Regions from separate parts of the Mus musculus genome. Here region 2 is linked to region 1. A link is a contact called in ENCODE POLR2A ChIA-PET data. All regions are on one chromosome and are shown on one strand. Each heading gives the region's core, a stretch centred on a gene start or an enhancer-like site at or near the end of the contact. The rest is flanking DNA. Distances are from core to core; before and after follow the strand shown. Region 1 holds the start of Scly (selenocysteine lyase). Region 2 holds the start of Klhl30 (kelch-like 30).

The links. ChIA-PET counts read pairs that join two places held with the same protein, here RNA polymerase II (POLR2A).
Region 2: POLR2A ChIA-PET joins it to region 1 with 14 read pairs in Patski. The contact joins the promoter of Klhl30 here to the promoter of Scly in region 1. POLR2A ChIA-PET finds 5 or more read pairs at or near these places in 3 of 5 experiments (Patski and embryonic stem cell).

What each region holds. Positions count from the first base shown.
Region 1 is chr1:91,296,944-91,300,738 of GRCm38, reverse strand. Scly (selenocysteine lyase) reads right to left here and starts at 2,401. Exons shown (of 12, transcript NM_016717.3): 1 at 2,291-2,401; 2 at 99-211. The coding sequence starts at 2,343. It also overlaps the pseudogene Gm7785.
Region 2 is chr1:91,349,804-91,353,542 of GRCm38, reverse strand. Klhl30 (kelch-like 30) reads right to left here and starts at 2,470. Exons shown (of 8, transcript NM_027551.2): 1 at 2,408-2,470.

The DNA.
Region 1 (3,795 bases), core at 1,152-3,651:
TGCTGGGATTAAAGGCACATGCCACCAAGTCAGGTTAGTATACACTTTCTCTAAGAGGCTTCTGGTTCCCTTTATTGTCATGGATTCTTCTAGATTACCTGACACATAGGAGCTGCTGGGGTTTCCCCAGGCTTCCTTCATGGCCTCTGTCACAGCCTGGATGACTTCGGGCTCTAGAGGTGTGGTGGCATTATAGTCCATATAGACCTTCCTGGAAGAGAGAATAGCCTGTAAAGTTTGGGGAGGCAGAGTATAGCAGCAATACTCTTTTGGGGGACCACAGTGAGGGTCTTCTGCATCTAGAGTGAAGGCCCAGGTAGGCTATTAGACCTCAGCTCTCCATGTTCTCCCTCCTGATGGGAGACACCATGGTTTCCAGTCACCCAGTAGCTGCCCCATACAAGATGGCCATAATCTCCCCTAGCATGAGGCTGACTGATGGCTGGAGGCCAGAGATGCGGCCCAACTCCAGGAAGGGAGGGAGGAAGGATCTGCCAATGGCTGGGGAGTCCCACATTCCCCTGGGTAATTTCCCAACAACTTGGAGCCATCTGCCCCTTCCAGTCCTCCAGGAACTGCCTCTAGGAAGGAGCTTTGTACTCATCTTTGCTGGAGGCTTCCCAGGGCTATGGCTGTCCCCTCCCTGGCTTTTACTGGGCAGGTCTCTCCCTGGGGCAACTTGCATTTTCAGTTTTTCTTGCCCCACCCCCACTCTACCTAAACTTTTTAAAGTCTGTGCTTCAGCAGATCTGTTTGGATGAGGCTCCAGGGTTCGATTGGAAACTGTAGGCCGCACGCAGCCTGGCCCTCTTCCTTCCCTCCCTCCCTCCCTGTCTTCCGCTGTGGACCCATTCATCATCTGACCCAAGAGTCACATGCTTAGTGTCCTCTCTAGGGAGCAAGTGATGAGCAGCTCCAGGAACAAGCAGGCTTTGTCTTCCTATGTAGGAACTTCATCCACAGGACACAGAGTTCAAAGCCCCAGAGACCCTCCCTAAGGAGAGTTATCTGCTTGTGTTCTCACCAGGGTCCCAGACCTTCGGAAATCTCTATGGTAGGCAATCGGGCCTGAAAACAGTCATTATTTCACTTGGTTTTACATCAAACCAGTGTTCAAGCCGATGCAGTGGTGAGCCAGCACACACTGCCCAACTATGTCCAGGGGAGCACGGCAGAACAGGCAGGAAGAAGCTTTCATCTCCTATCTTTGCTTTAAGTGCCACGCAGTCACCTGATCTTGCAAGGCTGGGCTTTGTAATGTGGACCTACCTGACCACCCTGGGGCTGGAATTCCCATTGCCGCAGGCTTTGCCTGTGTCCCAAGTCTGTTCCTTCCTAGAAATAAAGAGCCCCCAAAGTGCTGCACACCCATAGGCCTGCCAAGTGACTGGTTTTCCCATCTATAGCTTGGCCGAACTGGTTTATGGTTTGCATTTTATCAGCGATTGACTCTGTTATTAGCGGGCTTCCTAGAGAAAGTGAAACTGCTTAATAAACGTCTGGTATAGGCTCAAGCCACCAGGCTTAGGCCTTTATGAGACAGGTTCTCACTGTGTGATCCAAGCTGGCCTCCAAATCACAATCCTCCTGTCCTCAGTGTTGGGATTATAGGCAAGTTCCACCATATCGGAGAAGGCAGGAGTAGCCTGGACTACATATCGAGGCCTTATGGGGCTGAGGTGGAGGAGGGACCGGGGGTAAAAGAGAAAAGAGAAAGAAGAAAAAAATGAGATGGGGATGGAGAGGGGGCTTCTGGTATAACACATTCCTGGGTGGGAGAAGGCTGAGCCAGGACCTCCGGTTCCTTGCGCGCCAGGGGAGGAGGTCCCACAGCCCAGTGGACAGCAAGAGAAGGCAGGTCTCCCCCACTGTCCTGGTGCTCCTAGGGTTCCCGCCCCAAAGCCCACTTTAAACCTTCGGGTGGTCAAATGGGCCCCAAAGTCCCGTCCCCCCCCCCCGTTCCCCCCCGTCCCACAGCCACGCCATCCTAGACTCTAAGCAGCGGCGATTCTTGTAAAACGCAGATAATCGCGATTCGGCTGCCAGTTCCAACCTCCAGGAAGAGCCCATTCCCTGGGAAGAAGCCCGAAACGCGGGAGGATGATGTGGCCACACTCGGCACAGTTGTCACCCGTGGGCCCCCTTCTGCCCTCAGCTTGGGCGGTAGCCTGTTCTCTCCCGGTTCCTGTGGCCGGACGCTTCTGCGTGTCCCTTCCTCCCGCCTCACCATACACTCACTGAGGTCCCCCAGGTGTCCCTAGGCCCTGCGGGCTCCTTGAAGGGAGCGCACCTGTCGGGTAGGCTCTCCACACTGCCCAGCGCGCCATTTCGCGCCGCGTCCATCCCCCTGATCGCCGGCAGGTCACCCCAAGCCTGAGCGCCCCGAAGTCTCTGAATGGGCGGAGCCTCGGGTCCCGGAGTATCCGCATTGGCTGCGCTTCGCGCTTTGGCCAATCTGTGAGCCGCACGGGCCCTGCCTCCGCCCCTGACTGGTTGATTGGTCATGTGGGGTCAGGTGGCAGTGGGACGGAGCTGGAGACTACCTTAGTAGGGCCACCGCGCTGCCGGTCCTATCTAACCGGTCATCGGCAAAGCGCGCGCCGCTCATGGCGAGTCATCTGGGTGCTCCAGCTACTGGCACCGTGCTCTGGGAGCCCACCTCCCTGGGCTGTCACTAGTGACAGAAGGACCAGTGACTTCACCGGTCGCCGCAAAGTTCATGGAAGTAAAAGTGTTAGGATGCGCGGTGCAATGAGAGGCACCGCAGCAGCCAAGACTGAGCGCCTGGAAGGGTTGGCGGCTAGTGCTCGCTGGACATAGGATACCCCACATCCGCCTTCGCGAATGATTTAATTGCCTGAAATTAGGAAGTTATGTGTTGATACTTTTGAGGCGATCTAGATCAGAGGTGAGCTAAGCAGGGCTGTTAAAATTATGGAAGGTTATAGTCACTAGGCATGCACATGGTGCTCGTATGTAAGTGCAGACAGACGCATAAACAGACTCATACACATAAAAATCTTTTTTTAAACAATTGAAAGGCGTGAAGCAGGACAGTAGTAGTACTGGCCTTTCATCCCAGCCCTCCAGAGGCATAAGCTGGCCAATCTCTGTGAGTTCGAGGCCAGCCTGGTCTACAAAGTGAGTTCTGAACGTGTGTTTTATTTTTTATTTTTCAAGTATAATGCTAACTTTATTGTAAAATGAGATTCTCTGGGTGAAGCATCAGCAACACTAGTCCTGCCTGCCATTATGTGGATGAAAACAGCTAGACTTCTGTCTGTCAGTGAGACAGTAACAAGCACTGGATAGACATTGTAAGAAAACGGTGAACATGGCAACCGCTAATGCAGAGTGAACATTACCCAGCATGAAGTCAGTGAAAAACTGAACATGACTCTCATTGTATGGATTGAAATAAGAAAAAGAATATGGTAATTTTACCCATTACACTTTGTAAAATCAGAGACATGAATTTATAAGCAGTGCCTTTAATAAAGACGGTAATTTAATTTCAAATAAATATATTTGCTTTCTATTCCTTTATCGTGTATTTTATTATGTTTCTAGCTGGCAAAACCCACCCGATTATTGAACTCAGTAATAACCCAATCCATGATGCTCCATCTGTCATACATCTAACTCACTTTACATACACTGCAAGTTCACATAGCATCCCTATAAACTGCTAGAACCTCCCGAGCCCAGTGTGACTGGCCTTTTGGACAAGGCAAGGGAGGGTCCGTCTGAGCATCCTCAGATTCAGCCTGCTCTTCCCACAAGTGCCAACAAGGG
Region 2 (3,739 bases), core at 1,221-3,720, 53 kb before region 1:
GACTGTCTGGACATCAGCTGTCCTCACCTCTAGCAAGTGCCAGTGAGGGCCACTTTGGACATCCCACATCCTGCTCTATCCCAGGTCCCCAGCCCTGGTAAGGTAAGCAACTGTGGCTTACACTTTATAGGGAGGAAGCTAAGGGCTAGACTACTCATGGCCAGGTAATTAGGGTAACACAGGACCATACAGAGCACACAAACCCTGGGCATCCAATCTTCTACAGTGTAGACCTCCAAGGTTAGGTGTTGCGGGATTTTTCCCATCCAATCACATTAGGGCAGTGGAGGCTTGTGATTGGACAGGAGAAGGAGTTGAGTGAGGAGTGAGGAGTTGAGAAGAGAGAGAGGTCTCAGGAGGAGAGAGAGGACCAGAATGGAGGCTGGCTGTCATGGTGTTATCAAACAGTTAGAATAATTGTGTTAAAACTTTACCAGTATCAATTGGCCCTGAAATTATTGTATTGGCATCTTGTAAATTGTGATTAAATTGATACGTAAATCTTATTGGTTAACTGTAAGCTTAAGAGACTTGTTTCTGTCGGGTAATTAGGTGTTGAGATGGCTAACCAGGGGTGCGTGGGGCGTTGTGTGAAAGCAAGAGGAACTTGGGACGAGGGAGCAGCCGAGAGATGGCCTTGTGGGAGCCTTGTGGCCTAGCAGGGTTGGCAAGTTGGCAGGCTGAGAGACTGAGCAAGTGAGATCACCTGGTTCAGGGTTAGCTCTAGATATTTCCTGCAACAGTTAGGGAACCTCCCTGCTCTAAGAGCCCAAGAGGCATCTCCCTCCCAGGGGCCATGTTGCTGGGCTAGCCACTGGTTTTACTCTACCCCGTTGGTTTTTACTGCCTGTCTGCATGAACTTGCTGGGTGATTGGGTTGACTCTGGTTCAGTCACCCTTGGGGCAGCGCCTATGCACAGGTTCCCAGACCTCTTCCTGTGTTCACACTTGGCCTTGCCACCACTCTGCCAACTGAGTGCTGGTATTTTACAGAGAACCTGATCCACAGAGTTTGAGTCATCAACCCAAGCCCACAGAGCTAAGAAGCAGATGTTGAGGGGCGGGGAGGGGGTTGGGGGTGGCAACTGAATTCAGAGCCTGGCTTGCAACCATAGAACTCAAAATATAACCACAGCAGCTTCCCATCCTGTTGAGTGCACAGCCTGTCAGCAGATTCCACTTCTAGACCTAACCTTAAGAATGTCTGGTATTTTGCCCTAAGAAAACTGCCAAAGATAACAGTCACTGGTCACAGTGGGGCACACCTACAATCCCAAAGCTGAGGCAGGAGGCTTACCAGTAAGTTCAAGGTCTGCTTGGGTTACAGAGTGAGACCTTATAAAAGAAAAAAAAAAATTTTTTTTTCTTTTTTAGAAAGAAGGCTCAGCGGTTAAGAGCACTGACTGCTCTTCCAGAGGTCATGAGTTCAAATCCCAGCAACTACATGGTGGCTCACAATCATCCATAATGAGAAACAAATAAAGAACCTATGGGCTGGAGAGGGGGGGGGCGGGACCGGAGTAAGAGGGTGAAAGGGAAGGGGGTGGGGGTGGGGGAAAAAAAAGGGAATTAAGGGAAGAAAAAGCATGAAGGGGGAGGGGGAGGGACAACGCTAAGGAGAGATGGGAGGGTATACACAGAGTCCCTCACAGCTGAAAGCCGCACAGTGGTAGTGTATTGCCCTCCCAGGGGTCCCTCACACAGTCACCAGTGATAGAGGATTAGCAAGACTGGTGGATTCCTAGAACACAGGGACATCAAAGGATGAGCACTATCCAGTGAACTGGCAAACCACAGGGCCTGCGGCTTGGGGCTGGTTGGGCACTTGAGACCCACACCCCCATCCCCATGCCCTCTCCTTCCTACAGCACAGGGACCTACCTAAGCATCTACTCAGGAGGATGTTCAAGGAGCAGCCTTGGCTTAGGCCTACAAAGGGAAGCTCAGGACCCTCAAAGCCACCAGGAATCCATTCTGTCTAACCTCTTAGGGAGGCCTCTGGTTGGGGTTATAGTATTTTAGCTGAGGCATGTGCAGGAAGGGCTGTGCCCAAGGCAACACCCACAGGCCTTGCATTCCGGTCACTGCTGGACTCTTTGGCTCATAGCTACAATGGTTCAACCAGGCCTGTGCATGCTGCACGTCTCCAAGGGACCTCAGAGACACCTTCAGACACCTGCTGCCCTGTAGCCCCACGGAGGCTGGAGGGTAAAGTGGGAGTTCAGAGTCTTACCAGGGCATGCTCATGCCAATAGCTTTAATTCAGCCCTGCTAATGCAGCTCTGACTGCATTCCTGAAGTCCGACTTCTCTCTCTGAGCCCACCCAGCTCCCAGGAGCCCCTTGCCTGTAGACGGCTCTGCTAAGCTTAGCCAGAACTCACCTCCTTATAGAACCCCTGGTCTTACCTGTTAGTAGACTCCCTTAGGGCTCCTTGCTGAGACCATAGACCAAAGGGCAGGACTTAGGCTGAAGTGTGGGCCACAAAGGAGACCTGCTGGGCTGGGCTAGGCTGGGCTGGGCAGACCACGTGGGAACTTAGGGGTATTTTTAGCTTCTGTATGGGTGAAAGGGGGGGAGGAGTGAGGTCACAGCTCTTCGAAGACTGTCTCCTTTGAAAAGCTACACTGTCTCTATCACACAGGAGGTCTCTGGGTTACAGTAGGGGCAGTAGGGAACTTGGACAAGTTGGTGCTTTGATTCATCCCGGGCAGTTAGGCTGAGGTGGGGGAGCCGAGAATGTAAGACAGACACATGCAGGGTGGAGACAGCAGGAGTCTGTACTGGGGTCTGTCGGGCCATAGAAGGTTGCTCAGGACCTTCTTGTACTGCTTCATGCTGAACTGACAGGGACCCAGATAGCCATGGTCCCTCTGTGGAATGGGACAACATGGCGCCTGAGAGGGTGATGTCTCTTGGGCTCTTGGAGCAGGGAGGTTCCCTAACTGTTGTGGGACATATCTAGAGCTAGCTCTGCACTTGCTCTGGGCTTGCACTTAACAGCTTGCACTTGTTGCTTACTTATCTTGAGTAAGCACAGGTTGGTCAGCCTAGTCTCAAAGCTTGGGGTCCATGGTGAAAGTGGGTGAGACTTCAGGGGTAAAGGCTGTGCTCAGGGCATGGACAGGCTCCCTGACACCTGGGTGTGCAGGTGGGAGAGCCTGGGGTTCTCTCTACATAACAAACAAAGCCTTGGCCTTGGGCTGCCCTGGTGTTTCCCTCCTTCCTGGGTGCTCCAGGCAGCGGAGAAATAGGGTCATCTAAAAATAAAGCAGCTGAAGTTTGTAATCTTCCATGCAGTGTGTGGTTCATGGGGACACACTTCACAGACAGAGTCTAGGTTACTGATGCCACCCAACGTCAGGTTGTGCCAGGGAACTGAGGAGGGCGAGAGCCAAGCTTCCCAGGTAAGGGGGATCTTAGTCAGTTTCTATTCCTGCACAAAACATGACCAGGAAGCAAGTTGGGGAGGAAAGGGTTTCTACCTTCACCAATGACCTTCCGTGGCCTCTCACAGTGCCGAGCTCAGCTGCTCTTCATGACCCCTTCATGCCTCCAAAACCAGTACCAACTGGATGACTCTTACACATTACCAAGTCCAGCCACAGCCCAAGGTACAACCTTGGCTATCTCTGGAACACAGCCTCTGTACTCTCAGAAAACACTTCCCAGAAGATGTCACCTCAATGATGCTCTTAATCTCTTCTTAATCACCGCTAATTTCTTAGCTCCAGGTAACC